Linked DNA regions of Mus musculus: all the other regions are linked to region 2. Evidence: chromatin loops called from intact Hi-C (ENCODE). Cell type or tissue: left cerebral cortex. All regions are shown on one strand.

Region 1 (8,000 bases), 260 kb after region 2:
AAGGAGATTAGCTTGTGCACTGCCCTGCCCAGAAGAATGGTTGCTAGGCAGCCCAGGGTGAAGGTTTGGCATCCAGCTCCTCTCTCAGGACTGAGACTGCCATGCATCTTTGACTATGAGAGTGAATGCTTGCTACACTGCCCTCAGAAAGAGCTTTCACCTTTGTCTTTACATCTCAATTGCTCCACTTTAATTATCTCAATCACTTGGTGCATTCTAGTGTTTCAAGTCTATTTAATCTTAAGGATATTTTGTCTCATGCTTTGTGGACTTGCTTTAATGTCTCATCTTACTCTTGTTGCCTTACAAGCAAGAGTTCTCAATTACACATGGCTTTCTCACCTTAAACAAGCACACTTTGTGACTACTAAAGCTTTAGCCGTGATCAGTAATAATTTAGATAGCTTAAATAAGACTTCACTCATAAACATTCTGTTACCAAGTATTCGTCTGCCATAACTCCTTGGTTTCTACACTATCCTGCTTTTTATTTTGAGATCACTCCTTATTTTTCCCTTTTCCATATCTGTAGCCAATATAGCTCCTGAGCATTCAAACCAAAGATAGATGTAGCAGTTATGTCTCCTCTAGGTTGTGCTTTTTGTAGCTAAATTTGCTGCTCACAAATTTGTCACTCATGAAATTTGGCCACAGTCCAAACTTAAGCTCACTTCTTTTTTCCCTAGAAACAGGTGGCTCCTTTATATATTACATCAAATAGAGTTGAACAACATGCATGTGTTAAGGAAATTTTGAAACCTAAGCAATAAAGGTATATTTATTAAAAATAAAATATTTATATTAAGACTAGTTTTTCTACAATACCAGTCTAGCTCCTCTGCAGTTGATGAGATTCTACTCAAGTGGGGCTTTCCTACAGAAGCTGAGCAGCAATTAGTCCAAACAGTTCACTTCCCTAAGTAAAAACAGTTAGAGTCCTTAGGGCTGTTGTTTGCCCCATGTCTAATTAATATCATCTCAGCCATCCATTTATGTCTTGTCCTTCATGCTTACTGTGTGTATAGGATCTCTCTCTGTCTCTCTCTGTCTCTCTGTCTCTCTCTCTCTTCCTCTCTATCTGTGTATGTGTCTGTGTGTCTGTAAGTGCGTATATGTGTGTGTGTGTGCCAGTGTGTGTCTGTGTGTCCATGAACTCATACAAAATGAACTCTTACAAAATGGCCACTCAGGAAAAACAGCAACAGGATAATACCTGCAGTCCTATACAGAAATGCCTCAAAATAGCACTAGGGTTGAGGTAGAATGGACATGCATGTATACATCATCTAGGGATAGGTAAAAGAAGCAGACCATTTTTCATACCCTATAATAACGATTTATAATAACTTAGTGACAACATATAATTGGAGACTAATGAAAGGGTTTGAACTCATAAAGAAGTTAAAATTCAGTCAACCTCGATGAATTCTTCTTTGAATCGAGACCAAAAAAAATGTTAGGGGACTCTTGGAATCAGCATGGCCACGATCGATCATTGGAAGGAAAGAGATGGAATACTGTGTGAATCTAGAAGCTTAGAAGCAACCCTGGAAGATCCAGAAGTTCAGAACCTGCTCTAGTCACTGGACCTTCTGCAGCATTCCCCTACTGACCACGCAACCCAGGGACATACGTTCACAACAAGGTCATGCCTCCTAATCTTTCCCAAACTGTTCAATCAACTAGGAACCAAGTATTCGAACATTTGAGCCAATGAGGACCATTCTCATTCAAAATACTACAAAACATATGTGTGTTCATGTTAGTAAAGGTCAGAAGATAACTCCAGGTGTAACCCTACAGAACAGTCTACTTTGCTTTTGAAGGAAGGACCCTTTGCTAGTGGGAGCTTGGCAATACTGTGAGATTGGTTCGGGAGTGAGCCTCAGAGAGCCCCTTCTGCCTCCCACTGCTGAGATTAAAACCACATACCCACACATCCAGAATATTTATATGGATTCTGTGGATTTAACTGAATTCCTCATGCCTGGGCAACAAATACTTTACCAGCAGAGCACAAAAGACTAAAATTTTTGTTTGTAACAAGAGTATTTTTCCACAAATGATCCCCACATATCTTTCAGGTATTCTACTTTGGTATTAATCTATTTGCTCACAATATTTTAAAGGAAAGCTCACAAACAATGCAGAGAAATGAAGAGGGGTGGGTAGAGGGAGAATGAAACCAGTAGGTGGTTGAACACCTCATCTGTCTGAAATGAGTCAAACTAGACATGAAACTGGAAAGGAAGAGCTTTTCGCAACATTATAAATAGCCAAGCAGAAAATATAACAAAAGTAACTCTTTTACATTTAAGCGTTTGGTCTTTAAGCATTTAAACTTTAAGACACATTTTAACCTAACATAAAAAGACAGTCAGTGGGCTCTATTAAATCTATCCGGAATAGTATATGGATATCATTCATAAACAAACAATAGTTGTACTAAATGTTCTTTATACAGTTATGGAAGATGCTCATGCTAAGATGTTATCATGGTTTGTTCTGAAATATTGATGAAAGAATAAACAGAGTCCATCATAATCCTTCATTTTGCTGCTGAGAGTCTGTGAGACATTAACATTGAGACAGGTGACAGATACTCATCTCTCCCTAGGACACTGTGAGTGATAAACATTGCTAAATTTTGTTTCACATCACTCTAAGTGTTAATCAAAAGTTCCTTTAGCTATTTTTAAGCATTCTTTCTGGTGTTCACTTCCTGTAAATGAGAAAATATGTTAAGGATGGGCCTATTTGACTTGCTACTTGGCAGCTGTCAACAGTTTCTTATTTCGCTGTTTCTATCAACCATGTCAAACATTAGAACTGCTCCTACATAAGCACTGGCCATTTTGAACATTTCACTAACACCTTGGGAAACCTACCCAAGTGATGACAACTCCAACTGCGGAAGACTCAACTTCACACAGGGCTGTTTAAAACAGTTTAAGACATTTTTGATATCACAGGCTTCACTATATTCTACAGAACCCTAAAACCACCTTTACCAATGTCCCAATGGGGTCTAGGCACTTGTGACGTCATCATCACAGAAGAACTGCCCAGAGGGATGTTAAAAAGACAGTGCTGTGATTGGCCCAAACTCATACTTTTATTTGCATAGCATGTTTGTTGTGATTGGTCCAAACATCCTTCACTGACTAGGTAAGCAAGCTGTTCAGCCAACATGGTGAATCAGTAATGAGGCACCTAAAAGTGCTGCCTTTCCTGGTTTTTTCACTATGAGGGAGAAAGGCAGCTTCTGTGGGGCAGTCTTTTCTTGCCTGCTTTTAGCAGTGTGAGATGAGCTGCTAACTCTGAATCCTCAGACAGCAGAGTGATAGTGAGGATGGCAGTGACAACTCAGCAGTCAGTAAGCTCTGCTGCCAGAGTGGCAAGGGGGCTGGATGATTGACAGATGAAGATGAGCAACTGAACTTTAAGATAGCAGTCAAGACAGGAGCAAGGAGACAGAAGGAAGAGGATAGCGAGCTGAGAATAAAAAGGCGACATGGTTATAAGAGTCATAGAAGAGAAGTTGCCCTGCCCTGGTTATTGGAAGGCTTCCAGAGAGCTGCCAAGCTTTTAGGCCGAGTGTCTCAGGTAACCCAGATTCAGGAGTGTATATTGGATACTGTCATGGGCTGAGGAATCACAGTACCTAAACCTACCCTGACTCGTCAAAGCCAGCTGCTAGAAACAGTGAGAAATTCTGACTTCTTTGACCTACAGGAGATCTATAACACTTATAGATCATAGGCCCCAGTACTCCAGGTTTGCATGGGAGCTGTGACACTCATAGGCATCACCTGCCCCTGCTTCTGCCTGCCTGCTGCTACCACTCACCAATACCTGTCACAAGGGGATACACAAGCTGGAGAGGACCCTACTGTCTACTATGATATTTCCCTGTGTAGAACAAACTGACCCTGATTCTGAGGTTTTGATATCATGTTTTAAGCATAGCAGTTCACCTGTGTCTTGAGGCCTTTATTTTATTCCTACCCCACCCTCCATTAAGATACAATTTGGAACCTAATGATCTATTTAGAAGTTGAAGTGCATGAAAAGATATTTGAAGATAGGGTCACACAAATACTTAATTTATGCAAAATATTCATTTAATATCTTGGCTTAGCTTATATTTTATTTATTGAGGGAGAAGGCTCCTGAGAAGAATAAAAAGTTCTTGTCTCTTACTATATAAATAGCAACCAAGACAAGTCTATACACAGACTCCTGAAAACATTATTAGTAGACACACAACATCCTCATTCCTCTTCAATGAATATACCTAAATATAACTGTGGTCTAAGGCTCTGCTAGATGAGGTGTCAGAAGCAGATGGCAATTAAAGGAAGATGCTAATGAGGAGAGTTTTAATTTACAAAGAGAAATTGAGCCTTCAGATGAGTAGATAGGTGGGTCTTGAGAAGTTTGTGTGCTTTCTGAAATACTAAAACTAGTAATACATTGAACCCAGAGCACTGTTCTAAAAGAGATTATTCTTAATGTCCATCAGATATTTAAATAGGGCTTGAAACATCAATGAAAGCCCTGCTGACATAGAAAAAGAAAATAGAAAAAACCTGTAGGGAGATAAATTTAAGATTAGAGTTCTTTCAACTTCTAGCCAGCAACCTGACACATTCTTTTAAAAAATGAAAATAAAAAAACATAAGCCTGCAGATGTATAAGTTAGAAATGCATCTCATGTGTCTGTTTTTCCAGAGTTTGGTGCTTTGGAAACAATGGGCATCTTCCCTCTTGGTGGTGCTTTTTTGAAGTGCAGCGAGCTTACGTTTACTGTGGTAAGTTTATTACTGCATCTAGAATGCTCTGCTTTGTTACCATGGATGTGATCATTAAGATCCTACAGCATGCAAACTTGGGTTTGTTATTCATAGGAATTTTAAGGTCCTAGTTTATTATGCTATTTCTCAAGCAAATATGTGAAAATAAAATAAAAAGGCTACTGATTGAAAGTCTATTCCTATGCAAAACTCCACGCTTATTGAAAATTATAATGCAAATGTAAGCTCTGTGGCTCTAAACTGTGGTTCTTTAGTAACTGAGCACTTTTTTTGGTTTTTAGCTATAAATGTCTACATGAATTAGAATAATTTCTCAATGTTTTATCCACAACTGCTTCTATAAAATGTGACTAATGATTTTAATGTGATATTATGCTGATCCATCCAAAAACCGAAAATGAAAAACAACTGAGCAAGTCCTTATGAAATGAAGAGAATGGTTTCCAGTCCAATGCAGGTGGCTTCTCTTTCCACATTCTCTTCAGAGCATCTCTGAGAATCCTGCAATGCATCCCCACATTGTCTGAAGTTACTCTGCTCTGTTCAAAGTACTTAACATCTATTTTTGTTGAACCAGACTCAGTGTTCTGATCCTTTCATTAAAATGTTTGTCCCTTTCTTCTCTCTCTCCTCGAGTTTTTATAAGGCTTTCAAACTCTTGACAGGAAATGTCTAAAGTTGTTTATAGGTCTGTATCTTTACTAAACACACAACATTGTTCACAGCAGAATTTATAACAGAGGGTGTCTGATGAAGGCACTTCTAGAAATACTTCCTTGAATGTAAACCAACTGTCCATATCAAAAATCAGTGCAAACAATCACTTACTATTGAATTATTTTTAAGTATCTTTGAGAAAAATTGCCCAATTTTAATTTTACAAAATTTTAGAATCCACATTTCTACACCTCTTGAAATATCTACAAACTTTGCGAAAACATAGCTGCCTTTTTAAAATATAGAAATATCAGAAATGCATGGAACTACTAAGTTGTAAATTATAATTGGGCTTACATAAACATATGACCCATTACTTATGGATAGATTTGAGTAAAAATAGAAAATTTTTAGAAATTGACAGAATAAATATGAGTTTCTCATCACCAGTCAGGGTAAACAAAAAATCTTGGGTTAAGATAAATAACACTATTCAATACATATCTAAAGAATACTCACTCTTTGCAGGTTTCCTTGCAATACTTAGTTGCTGATACCAGGCATAATTTATTTACTTAGGTAATAAATTTCTACCACCGTACATTTCTATTTAGCCTCCTTTCCTAAGATGCTACCCAATACCACTTCTGTATCCCTTTAACATGTCCCAAACACACTTACAGCAATAATGCTACGTCAATCTTGTCACATTGTACAAGGGATATTTATTAACTTCCAATCTGATCCTCATTACCAACTTACTGCCAAATAATCTATTTAAGATACACTTGTAGTATTAATCACCCCAGTAAACACTTGCAGCTGTTAGTTTATTATCGAAGTGCTAAAAACAAACACCTGGATGGCCCTGGCATGTGATCTCAGCATTTTGGAGGTAAAGGCAGGAGAATTTGAAATTCAAGACCATGCTTGGGTACACAGAATGTCTCACAAAATAAATAAACAAAGCCTGATAGCTCACCTGTGTTGCCCACACTATTCTGAGATTTGGGAATATGAGCAAATGAATAGACATTCCCTGTCCTTAGTGTGTCTACACGCTGTCTTGTTTTCTACTGTGAGTGGGTCAAGGTAGATCCCCTTCCTCTAGCATAGAAGTCCCTTCCATATCTGTCTTTATCTTTCTTTAAGAACATATTTAGATACTCTGTAATTAAACCAACACTATTTTGTTGGCACTTCCAAAAACACTTTGATCATTTAGTTCTTCATAAAATCTTTCTTATATTCTAAATGCCCTCACTCTAGTTTTGGCACACATTCTATTCTGTCTTCCTGCAGACTGATTACTCCGTGAAGGTTTCCCCAAATTCGTCCTTCCCTAAAACTGACTTTCTAGACACAGTCTCTATTACATTTAGTTTTTTCATTGTGTCTGGAAAAATATATCTTTGTCATATCTCTCATTGCTGTTATGGTTAGATTTAGCTTTATTATGGATCGATAATCTTTCATATATATACCAAATCTAATATACAAAGTATAAACTTATTGGAAAATATTGTTTAACTGAACTTTTGTTCCAACATTTAATCCCATCTCATTTAATTATTTTCATTTCATCATATACTAATGAAGTGCCACCAATATCTCAGAAGTATGTCATTGTTCAGGACAGTAAAATTGTGATAACTTAGATAATCATTTCTTACTAAAACTTTCTATTCTGATTATAGAGAGCAAAAAAGCTGAAAGCATTAAGGATTTCCTAAAAATATTAAAACTTCTTACCCATTATTACTAAATGGAAAGTTATTTTTGTAATAACTTTCAAATGTGTTTTAAATGTTATTTTTCAATCTGTCATCATGGGGAGAAATTATAAAACTTTAATTAATGAGATACACATCTATAATACCTACATAAAAATCAAAGGAGTTAGTCACAATTATTGTTAGGCCTTATTATTCAAAACTTATCCATGCATAAAACCATAGAAACATTATTACTTTTCTCAACATAACTTTTAGTTTCGAAAGTTGATAACTGTTCAGTTTTTAGTCTTTCAGGGAACAAAAGACTGCAGGGCAGGTGCTGACTCTTAAGACCATTCTGATGCATTCTCTCTATTCCTCAACAGAGATGCCAAGATTTCTTCACATCAGCATTACACTGGCCAATTGTTAGTTTTGATTTTCGCCTCTAGTATAAAGACCCCAATATTACACTGAGGGTGATGACAATCAAATTTCTTGTCCTGCAGGAATATATGTATATGTGTGTGTGCATATACATATATGGATATTATACATATGCATATGTATATACATATAAACATACATGTACACTTTAGAGGCTATTCCTTCTCCAGCATTCCTACAATATAGGAAACTTTACTTCGTGTTGTTCATTCTATCACTTTGTCCTCTATGAGTCCTCTAAGGGCACCCTATGTACCTTTCACTACCACTGGACTACTGACATTTATTTTCTTCAAGGATTACACAGATCCCTCCAGGGCCCTATTATTTATGCCTGAGAAGGGATGATTGCTACTTGTAGACA
Region 2 (8,000 bases):
ATAATAAAAAGCTAAGAGAAAAATGAAGGAAACATCAATAGTCACAAAAATATAAAATACATTGGTGTGACTGAAATAATAAGTCAAAAACTTGAATGACAAGATCTGCAACTCTTTGAAGAAAGAACTCTAAGAAGATATCAGCAGATGGAAAGATCTCTCATGCCCATGAATCAGCAGGAATAACACAATAAAATGACCATTCTGCTGAAATCAATCTACAGATTTAATGATACCCATATCTAAATTCTGACACAATTCTTATGGACCCTAAGAGATTAATATTCAATATTATGTGGAAAAAATAAGGATATGTAAAGTAATCATTTACAATAAAATAACTTCTGGTGGTATCACAATTCCTGCTCTCAAACTGAACAGCAGAATAATAGTAATAAAATCCTCATGGTACTAGCACAAAAACAAACAGGTTGATTAACAAAACTGAATGAAAGAACCAAAAGTTAATCCACATACCTTTGGACACTTGATTTTTGAAAAATAAACCCAAACTATACAATTGAAAGGAGAAACATCTACAATAAACATTGCTAGTCTAATTGGATATCTGCATATAGAAGAATGCAAATAGATTCATATTGAGTGCCCTACCCAAAACTCAAGTCCGAAAGGATCAAAGACCTCAGCAACAACAGCAACAACAATAACAAAATACCCCTAACAAAACAGACAAACAAAAGCCAGAAACACTAAATCTGAAAGATAAAGTGAAAAATATCCTTGAAGAAAATGGCACAGGATACAAATTCCTGAACAGAAAACCAATAGCTCATTTACAAAGATCAACAATTAATAAATTGGACCTCATGAAACTGAAAATCTTCTATAAGACAAAGGTCACTATCAATGAGACAAAATGGCAATATACAAAATAAGAAAAAATTTTCACCAACTGTACATCTGACAGAGGGTTAACATCCAAAATATATAAAGAACTCATGAAACAAGTCATCAACAATTGAAATAACCAACTTAGAAAATGGAGTACAGATCTAAACATAGAATTCTCAAAAGAGGAATCTATAGTGCTTAAGAAGCACTTAAAGGCAAATTATGGGATGGATCCCTGGATATGTCAGTCTCTAGGTGGTCCATCCTTTTGTCTCAGCTCCAAACATTATATCTGTAACTCCTTCCATGGATGTTTTGTTCCCCATTCTAAGAAGGGGCCAAGTGTCCACACTTTGGTCTTCATTCTTCTTGAGTTTCATGTGTTTAGCAAATTGTATCATATATCTTGGCTATTCTAAGTTTCTGGGCTAATATCCACTTATCAGTGAGTACATATCATTTGAATTCTTTTATGATTGGGTTACCTCACTCAGGATGATGCCCTCCAGGTCTAACCATTTGCCTAGGAATTTCATAAATTCATTCTTTTTAATAGCTGAGTAGTACTCCATTGTGTAAATGTACCACATTTTTTGTATCCATTCCTCTATTGAGGGGCATCTGGGTTCCTTCCAGCTTCTGACTATTATAAATAAGGCTGCTATGAACATAGTGGAGCATGTGTCTTTCTTACTAGTTGGAACATCTTCTGGATATATGCCCAAGAGAGGTATTGTGGGATCCTCCAGGTAGTACTATGTCCAATTTTCTGAGCCTTCAAATGCTGACACCATTGCATACACTAGCAAGATTTTGCTGAAAAGACCCTGATATAGCTGTCTCTTCTGAGACTATGCCGGGGCCTAGCAAACACAGAAGTTGATGCTCACAGTCAGCTATTGGATGGATCACAGGGCTCCCAATGAGGTGCTAGAGAAAATACCTAAGGAGCTAAAAGGATCTGTGCCCTATAGGTGGAACAACATTATGAACTAACCAGTACCCCAGAGCTCTTGACTCTAGCTACATATGTATCAAAAGATGGCGTAGTCAGGGAGAGGCCCATTGGACATGCAAACTTTATATGCCCCAGTACAGGGGAATGCCAGGGCCAAAAAGTGGGAGTGGGAGGGTAGGGGAGTGGGGTAAGACAGGGTATGGGGGACTTTTGGGATAGCATTGGAAATGTAAATGAGGAAAATACCTAATAAAAATATTTTTTAAAAAGGAAAAAAAAAAAGAAGCACTTAAAGAAAGGTTCAACTCCTTACTCACCAGGGGAATGCAAATCAAAACAACTCTGTGACTTACTTTGTGCCCATCAGGATAACTAAGATAAAAACTCAAGAGATATCTCATCCTAATGACAATATGGATCAATGGGAATACTCCTTAATTGATGGTGGGAGTGAAAACTGGCACAACACTTTGGTATGTGCTCAATTATAAGGGGATTTTAGTCATTAATTAGTCAAAAATAAATTTGTCAGTTTCTCAAAAAAATGTGAATAGTTCTACCTTAAAATCCAGATATACTACTAATGGTCATATGTCAAAAAGAACCTCCAACAAATCACAAGGACACTTGCTCATCTATGTCCATAACAGTTTTATTCATAATAACTAGAAACTGGAAATAACTTAGATGTCCTTCGAATGAAGAAAGGATAAAGAAAATGTGACTCATTGGAATGGAATGTTACTCAGCTATTAAAAACAATGCCAATATGGAATTTTCCAGCAAATAGATGTAACTAGAAAAGATCATCCTGAGTGAGTTTACTGAAATCCAGAAATACAAACATGGTATGTACTCACTTATAAGTGATTACTTGTCATTAAATAAAGAATAATCATGGTACAAACCACAGACCAAAAGTAATTAAATGACTAGGTAGGCCTAAGGGGGGGACACTTGAAAGGGAAATTGATTAGACATCAGGCATGGATGGAAGGTGGGGACTTGGTGAAAGAAGGAGAAGGAATGGAAATAGCTGGGGTGAGGTGGGTGAGCATGGGGGGAGAGTGTTGAACAGAAAACATGGCTGCCTTTCCTAGCATTGGAATAGGATGTGCCTAATATTTCTGTGACTTCATATGACAGGTCTTGTTGATGTCCACTGGGAGGCCTCCTCTTTTTCTGGTGAAAAGGACTAAGCAGGGAAGTAAGACGAGAGGAGAAGAGAGAAGGGAAGCTGTAGTCAAGATGCAAAGTGAACAAATAACTTAGTTAATAAGAAAAAAATAATATATTTGAGAAAAACAATCCATTTTAAATATTAAAAAATTGTCTTTTTTGGCATTGTGTTTGACATTCAGCAAATTTGTAAGTGATCAGGGCAACATACAGCCACAGTGTTAACACTAAGGAAGGGTTTCTGTAATTTGAGAGCAGCTTGTTTTACAAAACCCATTTCAAGTCAGCCAAGGCTTATAATAAGAGCCTATCTCAGAGAAATAAAAGTAATACAAAACATGTATGCGTAAATTCATTTTTGGTAAGTGATACTTTAAAAGTCACACAAATAAAAATAGTCTCATGATATGTGTACATTTCTATTTTTATGGGCACTCATAAACACATATAAACTTGCCTGAGAATTCAGTATTTTTTCCTGTTCCCTTTAGAATAAATCTAAACAATTTTGTTATTAAAACGATCATGATAATTCACTTCTCTTTTTCCCTTTTCTTTTTCCTTCATGTATGTGTCTGTCTGTCTCTCTGTATATCTGTCTGTCTGTGTGGTTTGTGCATGTGTACATGACTGGAGGTCGTCTATGACTCTCCAGACTTTTCCTTTACAAAGGAAACTTCATAACCTCTCCATCTCCCCTGTCTGCACCACTCAGCTCTATTTTCAGTCAAGACCATTTCATTCTAGTTTTTGATTTTTGAAAATGTAAACTCAGGTTTTCATGCTTGTACATCAACTATTCTTAAATGATGAGCCATCTTCCATATCCAGGCTTATTCTTTAATAAAGGTAGTTCAAACTGGAGAATATAGTTCTATGGTTGAGTATTTGCCTAGCATGTACAAGGCTAGAAGTTTAATATTCCATAATGTCAGAACAAAGCAAAGTACAGATGAAAGGTACCATTTGAGACATATTCTTACATAACTTGTGAATCACTGCACACATTTTCAAAAAGAACACTTTTGGCGAAATTAAAAATAGGAAGAAAAATGTTTGAGTTACAGCAAATGCAAATTAACCAGCTAATCATTTTTCCTGTAAAAGACAAAGTTTCCTCAGTTACCATAGTCAGAGCATGGAATACATGAATAAATTACCAAAGAAATGGCCACTGCTCCCCACAGTCTTCTTTGTTTGAGGAACTACTATGTCAGTTGCAAACACTGGAGCCTCTTCTGAGGTTCACATTAGGCCTAGGTTGAAGAAAGAGATACAAATGTGATGGCTTTTTGGCTTTCTGGCTGATATGGATGTCTGGATTTTGTTTTTTGTTTGTTTGTTTTGTTTTGTTTTGTTTTGTTGTTTGCAGATACACATTAGAGGTAGCTCTGGTTAGAAATATAGGAAAATAATATTAAGAATTCTATGAGCCAGACTCATTTCTTTATTTTCCAGTTTGGAAGGATAGCCAAATCCATGCACTGGTCCTCTGTCCCTGAGCTGAGGACCTATCATGAACAACTGGATTGCTGACATCAACCAAAATGAGAAATTTTAGGCATAGGCTCTACTGTGTGATTTTACTTTGAGTAATGATTTAACTTTCTGTGGCTCACAAACGTTTTTGTACATTCATAATAATGTGAATTAAAATCTTACCAATGTATTAGAATTTCACCAAAAAATGTCATATTTGGCATACACACATGAGGGTTTTTTTTTAAGACATATCTTGGTTTGGGCTCTTGGTAACAAATAAGGAATTGGTCTAGAAAGGTACAATTTTCCAGAAAATCCCTTCTTATCCCATGTTTCCAAGACCTGTCTTCTCCAAAAAATTTTTAGAGATCCCAAGAATGAAGGAAGATAAAAACATTCAAGTCATAATATGTATCACTTGGAAGTAACTTCATTTCAGAGATGACTTGGTTAGGAAAAACACTATTTCTTATCTTCATATAATTGTTTTGGATAATGTCTTCATAGAAGAGTTTGTAATGATTTAATTTCTGACCCAGATTGAATCTATGATCATTGGAATTTGTTTCAAATACCACTATCCTCAATTTCATCAACAATGTAATCTTATATTTTTTTGCATATCTTAATGCCAAGATGTCTTGTAAGCATGAAAGAAATAGTATAATATAGTTCAACAGTACAAAGAATGAACTGACCTGAAGAACTGGAGGGCAATATGTGAAGAGGACTATGGTAGTCATAGGAAAACAGATTCCTTCACAAATCTGTCATCTCAAGAAAGATAATCCTGTAAAGTAGGAATGAGTGGCAGCTAAAACATTGATGAACAGACACCAGAGTGCATTTAGAAGGACTCCGTTCTACAGTAAATGGGCATGACTATGGAGGATAACAATCTGTTGCCTATTTATGCAAATCTAGGAAGAGAAAGTTTGAGACACCACCCATAAAGACATGAAAGGATAATAAGTGCCTAATCCTTCTTGTTCAATATGTATGCTATACCCAATAAGTATATATGGCCTATGTATTAATTTAAAAAAAAACACAATGACTCAATAATTATTTCTCATACTTTCTCATAAGAAAATACATGTCCATTCTAAAATGTAATCTGTTTGTGCAATTTAATTTATAGAAAGGTGTGGCTGTCTCTGAAAAATTATTCATTTTCTTTACTTTTTAATATGTACTTCAAGTAGCAGGCAGATAAACTGTGGTATGAAGCTTAAATTGCAAGAAAATAAATTAAAACTGAGTTATTTCTGTGTAGGCTAGAATTGTTTTGAAAGCTGTCAGTCTAAAAAGCTTGAACATGGACCTAGGTAATTCCTCATATTTTTAAACATCTCTTACATTTTAATGCAATATAGAGCCAAAAATTTCTAATGACATTTAAATACCTAACATCTAAATATGCTTTTATTAATGCTATCAATTTATTTTACAATTTTTTCTTTTCATTTTCTTGTTAACTCTATTCCTTTCATTTCTAAGTTGCAGTACAATTTAAAACATAAGCTGATGTAGGAAGGCAGAATATCCTTTCTAATGCTTTACTGATAAGAAATAGAATATGTTGAGGGACATCTGGTATCTTTCCAGTTTCTGGCTATTGTAAATAAGGCTGGTATGAACATAGTGGAGCATGGGTCTTATTACAAGTTGGAACACCTTCTATGTATATGCCCAAGATTGGTATTGCTAGGTCTTCCAGTAGTACTATGTCTAATTTTCTGAGGTATCACTAAACTGATTTCCAGAGTGGTTTTACCATCTTATAATCCTACCAGCAATGGAGGAATATTCATCTTTCTCCACATCCTTGCCAGCATCTGTTGTCCCTCAACAGAGGAATGGATACAGATAATGTGGTACATTTACACAATGGAGTACTACTCAGCTATTATAAACAATTAATTTATGAACTTCTTAGGCAAATTGATGGATCTGGAAGATATCATCCTGATTGAGGTAACCCAATCTCAAAAGAACACACATGAAATACACTCACTGATAAGTGGATATTAGGCCAGAAGCTCAGAATACCCAAGATAAAATTTGAAAAATACATGAAGCTCAAGAAGAAGAAAAACCAAAGTATGGATATTTCATTCCCTCTTAGAATGGGGAACAAAATACCCATGGAAGGAATTACAGAGAAAAAGTTCAGAGTAGAGACTGAAGGAATGACCATCCAGAGACTGCCCCTGCCACCCCCTGGGGATCCATCCCATAAATAACCACCAAACCCTGACACTATTTCAGATGATAACAAGATTTTGCTGACAGGAGCCTTATATAGCTGTCTCCTGTGAGGCTTTGCCAGTTCCTGGCAAATACATGAGTGGATGCTCACAGTCATCCATTGGACAGAGCACATGGTCTCAAATGAAGGCACTAGAGAAAGTACCCACGGAGCTGAAGGGGTTTGCAGCCCTATAGGAGGAACAACAATATGAACTAACTAGTACCTCCAGAGCTCCCTGGGACTAAACCACCAATCAAAGAAAACACATGGTGGGAATCATGTCTCTAGCTGCATATATAGCAGAGGATGGCCTAGTCAGCCATCAATGGGAGGAGAGGCCCTTGGCATTGTGAGTATTCTATGCCCAATATAGGGGATGCCAGGGCCATGACATGGGAGTGGGTGGGCTGAGGAACAGGGGCTGGGGGAATGGAAGGAAACTAGGAAAGGTGATAGCATTTGAAATGTAAATAAAGAAAATATCTAACTTAAAAATATGAAAAAATAAAAGGAACAAAAATAAGAAAGAATATGCAGAAGAAATTTATAACAGAGTAAATAGACAATTCTCTCATCAATATATTTTCATTTGTTATAAATTTTGTTGAAATTTTGTATCTACTTTATGGTCAATATTGTCTGATACCTTAACATAAAATAAGTAAAATATCCTTGTTTCATGAATTTGTGACTTACAAAAGGTCAATCATTATATACACATAAAAACTCTTGTATACTTTAATAAACTCTTCCTGAAGCTCTTGGATATACAATACAATGTTTATTCAAGTCAATCAGTAGTTTATTTTGAATGATATATGAAACAAAGCTTTTTTACAGAAACAACAGAATACTTTCAAATACACCCAGGTATATATTTAGAATTTCAAATCAATATATAATATATTTATATAATGATTTCCAAATATAAAATATATGTTTCAAATACAAAAATATAGGCATATAAATTTATAAATTCTGAAACATAGACATTTCTCTCTCTTACTGTCAAAAAATTTCCTTAGAAACAATTTCATTGATTTTGTGTGTGTGTGTGTGTGTGTGTGTGTGTGTGTGTGTGTCAGTGTGTTTGGTTTGGAGAAGGAGTGGATGGAGGAGGTTATGTGTAGAGGAAGGCAGAGAAACTGCCATCTGGATGTAAAAGATATATATAATAAGTATCCCTAACATTAAGAAACATTTGGTAAGATATTTCTTGAATAATAACAATTATTGATGTTGTTGATTCTTTCATTATATGAAATCATGTTAATG
Region 3 (8,000 bases), 380 kb after region 2:
CCCCATATTTCAATAGGGTTATTTGGTTTTCTGGAGTCTAACTTTTTGAGTTCTTTGTATATATTGGATATTAACCCTCTATCAGATTTACAATTGGTAAAGATCTTTTTCCAATTTGTTGGTTGCCTTTTTGTCTTATTGACGATGTCCTTTGACTTATAGAAGCTTTGCAATTTTATGAGGTTCCATTTGTTAATTCTTGATCTTATAGTTCAAGCCATTGGTGTTCTTTTCAGGAATTTTCCCCTTGTGCTCATATGTTCGAGGCTCTTCCTCACATTCTTATCTCCTTGTACAAAGCTCAAGTCTAAGTGGATCAAGGACCTATCTGCACATAAAATCAGCCAAAATTTTTAAATATCTTCAATTGCCATAGTTTAACAGCCATACTTGCTCAATGTGTTTCAGATACTTTTCATTCATCCAGCATGTATTTTTTTCAGTGAATTGTTTATATTTTCCATTAATTTACATATTTATTCACTTTACATCCAACTCACAGCTCCCCCTCTCAGTACTCACTCACAAAACTCCTCCCATTTCCCTTTTTCTCTGGGAAGTGGGAGCCCTCTGATGGGTACCAACCCACCCTGGCAATAAGTCACTGCAGACCCAAGCACACCCCCCCCCCCCCCACTGAGGCCAGACTAGGCAGCCCAGTTAGGGTAACAGTAGCCCCAGACAGGCAACAGAGTTAGCGACTGCACCTGCCTATTCTGATTATTGGAAGACCTGCATGAAGAAAAAGCCGCATATCTGCTACATATCTGTGGATGTCAGAGAGCTAGATCCAGCCCATGTGTGCTCTTTTGTGGTAAAGTCTCTGGGAGCCCCCAAGAGTTGTCTCTGTTGATCTTGTGCAGACTGCAAGATTCTTTGGATTTCTTCACTGTTTGTTGTTATGTCTCCTTTTTTATTTCTGCTTTTATTAATTTGGGTATTCTCTTTCTGCCTTTTAGTTAGTTTAGGTAACCATTTGTCTATCTTGTTGAATCTTTGTATTGTGCTCTTTGTGTCTAATTGATTGATTTTTGCCCTGAGTTTGATTATTTCCTACTTTCTATGCACCTTTGGTGTGACATGTTTGCTTCTTTTGGTTCTAGAGCTTTCATTTGTGCTATTAAGTTGCTAGTATGGGGTCTGTCCAATCTCTTTATTAAGGGACTTAGTTCTATGAATTTTCCTCTTAGCACTGCTTTCATTACCTTCCACAAGCAAGAGAATATTGTGCTTTCATTTTCTCTGAATTCTAGAAAGTATTTAATTTCTTCCTTTATTTTTTCTTTGATCCAGTGTCATTTTCCATGAGTGTTCAGTATCCATGAGCTTGTAGGCTTTCAGGTGTTTCTGTTGCTGTTGAAGTCCAGCTTAAACTCATGGTTTTCTAAGAAGGGACTTATTTCAATCTTCTTGTGTCTGCTGAGCTGCTTTGTCACTATCAATATGGTCAGTTTTGAAGAAGGTTACATGAGGTGCTAAGAAGAATGTATAATCTTTTATGTTTGGGTGAAATGTTCTGTAGATATCTGTTAGGTACTTTGGATTAATAACCTCGGTTAGTTTTGTTACCTCTGTTTAGTTTCTGACTTGATGACCTGATCATTGATGAGAGTTGAATGTTGACATCTCCCACTATTAATGAGTGGAGTACAATGTGTGATTCAAGCTTTAGTATTTTTTTTAAATGAATGTGTGTGCCCTTTACATTTGAAGCATAGATGGTCAGAATTGAGACATCAACTTGAAAGATTTTTCCTTTGATGGGTGTGAAGTTTCCTTCAACATCTCTTTGGATTAATTTTGGTTAAAAGTTGATTTTATTGGATATTAAAATTGATATGCCAACTTGCTTCTTGGGTATGTTTTCTTGGAAGACCTTTTTCCATCCCTTTACTCTGAGGTGTTATCTGTTTGTTACTGAGGTATGTTTCTTGTATGCTGCCGAATGATGAATCCTGTTTATGTATCTACTTTCTTAGTCTGTATCTTTTTATTGGGAAATTGAGTCCAATGATGTGAGAGATATTAATGAGAAATGATTGGTAATTCCTGCTATTTTGATATTAGTAGTAAAAATATCTCTCCATCTGTCTGTGTGTGTGTGTGTGTGTGTGTGTGTGTGTGTGTGTGTGTGTGTGTTTCTTGTCCTTTGGTTTGGTTTTGTTGATGTGAAATTATTTATTTCTTGTGTTTTGATGGGTGTAGTTACCCTCCTTGTGTTGCAGTTTTACTTCTGGTATCATATGTAGGACTGGATTAGTGGAAAGGTATTGTTTAAATTTGGTTTATTCATGGAATATCTTGGTTTCTCCATCTATGGTAATTGAATATTTTGCTGGGTACAGTAGTCTAGGCTGATATTTTTGGCTTCTTCCAGTCTGCAATATATTTGCCAAGGCCCTTCTGACTTTGAAAGTCTCTCTTGAGAAGTCAGGTGTAATTCTTGATAGTTAATTGGCCTTTTTTTCTTTGCAGCTTTGAATATTCTTTCTTTGTCCTATATATTTAGTATTTTGATTATTATGTCGCAGAATTTTCTTTTCTGGTCAAATCTATTTGGTGTTCTGTAAATCTGGTAGATTTATAGGAATCTCTTTCTTTAGAGAAATTTTCTTCTGTGATTTTGTTGAAGATACTTTCTGGGCTTTTGAGTTAGGAATCTTCTCCTTATATTCCTATTATTCTTAGGTTTGGTCTTTTTATAGTGTCCCAAAATTCCTGTATGTTTTGTGTTATAAACTTTTAAGACTTAGCATTTCCTTGGACCAGTGTATCAACGCCTTCACTGTATCTTTTACTCCTGAGATCCTCTCTTCCATGTTTTGTATTTTGTTGGTGACACTTGTGCTTGTAGCCCCTATTCTCCTTCTTAGGCTATCTATCTCCATGATTGCCTCAGTTTGTATTTTCTTTATTGCTTCTATTTCCATTATCAGGTGTTGGGAATTTTTATCCATTTCCTTCACCTGTTCAATTGCATTTTTCTGTTTTCCTTTAAAGGATTTATGTGGTTCCTCTCTAAGGGCCTCTATCATCTTCAAAAGTTTAGGGTTGAGGCCATTTTCCTGCAATTCAGGTATAATAGGCCATTTGTGGATTGCTGTAGTAAGATAGATGGGTACTGGTGGTACCATTTTGCCCTGATTTTGGCTGATTGTTCTTACACTGGCCTTTAGCAATCTGGTTCTCTTTGGTGTTGGCAGGGCTTACTGATGGTCCCTGATAGCAGCAGGTCTCTGGGACTGCTGATAGATCTGGTGTTCCTTGATGCCAGCAGCCTTCTGGGGTTGCAGTTAGAGGTAATTATACCAGGTTGCAACAGGCCTCTAGGAATGCAGGAAGAACTGGCAGTTTCTGATGGCAGCAGGCCTATTGGCTTGCAGATCAGGGGGTTGGCCATGGTGGCAGCTGGCTTCAGGGATGAAGGCAAAGCTGTTTATCCCTGATGCCTTCAGGTCTCTGGATGTTCTGAGTAGAGGGCAACCTCCAGGAATGAAGGCAGAACTGGTGTTCCTTGATAGCTCAAGGCCTCAAGATTGCAGGTACAGATGTGGCTGCTGGGTACAGTAGTCTAGGCTGACATTTGTGGCTTCTTCCAGTCTGCAATATATTTGCCTATGCCCTTCTGACTTTGAAAGTCTCTATTGAGAAGTCAGGTGTAATTCTTGATAGATAGAAGACTGAATGCAGATGGGATGGGGCAAACCTAATTGCTTCTGTGCTTTCCAGGGGACTCAGCAGGCAGGGAAATTAGGGTTGGGGGTCTCCCCTGGTTGTAGTGAGTGGCAGCAGGCCTTCAAGGATGCAGCAGAGCTATGGCCTTGGGAATAGAGTTCAGAGGAGACTGGGAAGAACTTGCTGCTGGGTTTGCCTGGAGGGGCCTGCAGAGGAGATCTGGGATAGGAGTCTCATCTGGTGGTCCCTGATAGCTCTCTCAATGAATTAATTGTATATGGTCCCTTTCTTTCTTTCTTTCTTTCTTTCTTTCTTTCTTTCTTTCTTTCTTTCTTTCTTTCTTTCTTTCCTTCCTTCCTCCCTCCCTCCCTCCCTCCCTCCCTCCCTCCCTCCCTCCCTCCCTTCTTTCTTTCTTTCTTTCTTTCTTTCTTTCTTTCTTTTTTAATATTTTTTATTATTACGATGATTATAATTATCCTTGAGGAATGCTAATACATGGCTATGATATAAGATGCAAAACTTTTTCTCGAATTTATATATTTATTAGTGTATCTAGTGTGTGTGTTTGTCTGTGTGTGTGAATGTGGTTGAGTGTGTGACACAGTGTCCATTCGGAGCTGACTCCACTAGACTTGTACTTGCTTTGTAGGAGGTGTTTCTCTCCTACCATCTAAGTCCCAGGGATTTAAGCCTGTTCTTTATTCTTGGAAGCAAGTGCTTTTACACACTGAGTCATCTCCTTATCCAAAAGGTACTTCTTGTTATGTGTACTGTTATATTTTTTTCATATTCAAAAGTATGTCTTCAGATCCAAATAGATTTTTAGAGAGAAAGGGTGTTTTGTGAAAAGAAATGACTTGGCTGACCACAGATTATTTTCCCATTTTATCTTATGAAACAATTTTTAGACTTTCCTGATGGTTTATTGCATAACTATTTTTATTAATTTAATTTTATGTTTCTTCTGTGGTTTTTTTTTCCGAAATAGCTTTCCTCAAGTGGAAATATAAAGGAGGATGTTTATTTTTAACTTTTGGGGGTTCTGAAAGAATTACATTCTGTGAATTTCTATTTACATGTTTGGGTGGAATGTTTTTATATGAACACGTATAATTTTTAATTCCCCTAGTGAGTTTGGGAAGTGAGCTTTTTGTCATACCTTCATTTTTGTTCCAGGTAAGTTCTCCCTTACATGGGGAAAACACTTTTTTTCCCAATTACATTCAGGTCACAAAACACAGAAATTTAAATTTTATGTCAAATGTATCAAACATATTGTCGTGGGAACTGAAGAGTCTTTTCCCGAATTCCCCTTTCGTGTCAATTGTACAGTTGGTACTAGCCATCTGTAGCTTTTTGAATTTAAATGAAAGAAAGTTTTAAAATTCTCAGTACTCCATGATCACATGCAGCTTATGGCTGCCACATTGGAAAACCCAGAGAGATAGCAGTTCATCACAGCACTGCTTCTGGGATGGTGGGGTGTTTTGCATGAGGCCAGAGTTTTAAAGCATAGCAGACAACTATCCCATACACAAACACACATGGGTTTAGGCATCCCTCTTGTTCTCTTTTTGTCTCTCTGTCTCTGTCTCTGTCTCTTTCTCTGTCTGTCTCTGTCTGTCTCTGTCTTTCTGTCTCTCTCTGTCTCTCTCTGTCTCTCTCTGTCTCTCTCTGTCTCTCTCTGTCTCTCTCTCTCTCTCTCTCACACACACACCCACACACACACACACACACACACACACACACACACATGCACACACACACACAGAGACTTTATAGCAGCTAATATATTTATTCCCTCATGTGTAGGAAATCATTGTTTCAGACAAGATTTAAACAATCCAAATCCTAACAGAATGCTTTGTGCTGAGTACCATGCAATCAATCTAACATTTTTAAGGAACCAAGAATCTCCCCCAATAGAGATTTCCCCCTTGAAAACAAGAGACTTACAGAACTTCTTGAGGAAGGTCCTATCACTCTGATGTGGCAGAATAATGAAGTTCCTTTTGTTTTAATGCTTACAAGGAAAATGACCTGATATAATTTATATTAACCAATCTCCTATTATCTGTAATCTTAATGCTTGTTCCCACTTGACAAAAATCAACTCTCTGTAGAATCAAAACTTAGCAAATTATTGTAATTTATCTTTCAATTACTATCATTTGGGAAAAATATTGAATTAAAATGAAATGTCTCACCCTTACCACAAACATCATCAACAGAAAATTCTATGCCAGTTAAAATGGAAACTAAACTTTCTGGTCATATGAAATTCTTTCACTTTTTCCCATGTATGAATCTATCTGGAGGGCCGCTGGCTTACTGAGTCCCAAGTGCTTCATTGCTTTCTTTTTTAAAAATTATAAACTTTCATATTTAAAAAGGCTATGAAACTTAATGAACTTTATAAAGTTAGAATTGACATTTAAAACAGAAGCTGTGAAGCTTCACATTAAATTTTACACTTGCAGTATGGAATATTATATACTTAACCACAACCTAAAGCAAAATCCAACAACAGAATTAGAACTTTAAAATCCATTCACTTTATATCTGTTTTTATAAACTCATATCCATTACCTGTATTTGTGCTCTCTCTCTCTCGCTCTCTCTCTCTCTCACTCTCTCTCTCTCTCTCTCTCTCTCTCGCTCTCTTTCTCAACAGGGTATCTCTGTATAGTCCTGGCTGTCCTGGAACTCACTCTGTAGATCAGGCTGGCCTCGAACTCAGAAATTCACGTGCCTCTGCCTCCCAAGTTCTGGGATCAAAGACATTTGCCACCATGCCCGACGTTTGCCCTCTCTTTATATTTAAATGTATTCTCCTCTTTTATTAATTATTATATCTACATGTACATTTGTTCACTTATACTTATATATAGTTGGCTAGATTTCTTATTTGAGAAAGAATACGTGGTTTCTTTCTGAGGTAGTGTGTCTTAGTTTTCTATATTTAAATCCATCCTTTTTCTTTTTACAAATTTATTAAGTTATAAATTAATTTTTGTTTAGAACTGAGTAGTATTTCATTATGTATGTGAATATATATATATATATATATATACACACATATATATACACACATATGCATATATATGTGTGTGTATGTATATATTTATATATATGGGTGTGGGTGTGTGAACCAAGTTTACATTTTCCATTAATTTTTTTATTGAGTATTTATTTCATTTACATTTCCAATGCTATCCCAAAAGTCCCCCACACACTCCCCCACCCATTCCCCCACCCACCCACTCCCACTTCTTGTCCCTGGCATTCCCCTGTACTGAGGCATATAAAGTTTGCAGGACCAATGGGCGTCTCTTTCCACTGATGGCCAACTAGGCCATCTTCTGATTCAAATGCAGCTAGAGACACGAGCTCTGGGGGGTATTGGTTAGTTCATATTGTTGTTCTACCTATCGGATTGCAGATCCCTTCAGCTCCTTGGGTACTTTCTCTAGCTCCTCCATTGGGGGCCCTGTGATCCATCCAATAGCTGACTGTGAGCATCCACTTCTGTGTTTGCCAGGCCCCAGCATAGTTTCACAAGAGACAGCCACATCTGGGTCCTTTCAGCAAAATCTTGCTAGTGTATGCAATGGTATCAGCGTTTGGAAGCTGTTTATGGGATGGATCCCCGGGTATGGCAGTTTCTAGATGGTCCATCCTTTCATCTCAGCTCCAAACTTTGTCTCTGTAACTCCTTCCATGGGTGTTTTGTTCCCAATTCTAAGAAGGGGCAAAGTGTCCACAATTTGTTCTTTGTTCTTCTTGAGTTTCATGCGTTTAGCATATTGTATCTGATATCTTGAGTATTCTAAGTTTCTGGGCTAATATCCACTTATCAGTGAGTACATATTGTGTGAGTTCCTTTGTGATTGGATTACCTTACTCAGGATGATACCCTCCAGGTCCATCCACTTGCCTAGGAATTTCATAAATTCATTCTTTTTAATAGCTGAATAGTACTCCATTGTGTAAATGTACCATATACCCCCCCCCACTCCCATACCCACTCATTCCCACTTCTTGGCCCTGTGATCCATCCAATAGCTGACTGTGAACATCTACTTCTGTGTTTGCTAGGCCCCGGCATAGTCTCACAAGAGACAGCTATATCAGGGTCCTTTCAGCAAAATCTTGCTAGTGTATGCAATGGTGTCTGCATTTGGCAGCAAATTATGGAATGCATCCCTGGATATGGTAGTCTCTAGATGGTCCATCCTTTTGTCTCAGCTCCAAACTTTGTCTCTGTAACTCTTTCTATGGGTGTTTTGTTCCCAATTCTAAGAAAGGGCAAAGTGTCCACACAT

What was found. Peaks named below come from ENCODE experiments on the same cell type or tissue, not always from the same donor. Only the 100,000 strongest peaks of a DNase experiment are listed, where the experiment ranks them.
Region 1: a loop joins it to region 2, with 4 times the contacts of the local background. A loop is called at or near these places in 2 of 42 quality-filtered maps.
Region 3: it touches region 2 in a loop (2.8-fold over the local background); 2 of 42 quality-filtered maps call a loop at or near these places.

The regions. Positions count from the first base shown.
Region 1 is chr3:42,900,674-42,908,673 of GRCm38, reverse strand. No RefSeq gene overlaps it. Among named protein-coding and RNA genes, the nearest start is that of D3Ertd751e, 1.2 Mb to the right of the region's middle. In left cerebral cortex, no CTCF peak of the experiment used is centred here; DNase peaks (open chromatin) are centred at 2,164, 2,958, 3,286, 4,763 and 5 more places; H3K27ac peaks cover 2,940 bases.
Region 2 is chr3:43,156,677-43,164,676 of GRCm38, reverse strand. No RefSeq gene overlaps it. Among named protein-coding and RNA genes, the nearest start is that of D3Ertd751e, 1.4 Mb to the right of the region's middle. In left cerebral cortex, no CTCF peak of the experiment used is centred here; DNase peaks (open chromatin) are centred at 3,732 and 4,018; H3K27ac peaks cover 1,020 bases.
Region 3 is chr3:42,780,767-42,788,766 of GRCm38, reverse strand. No RefSeq gene overlaps it. Among named protein-coding and RNA genes, the nearest start is that of D3Ertd751e, 1.0 Mb to the right of the region's middle. In left cerebral cortex, no CTCF peak of the experiment used is centred here; DNase peaks (open chromatin) are centred at 4,342 and 4,990.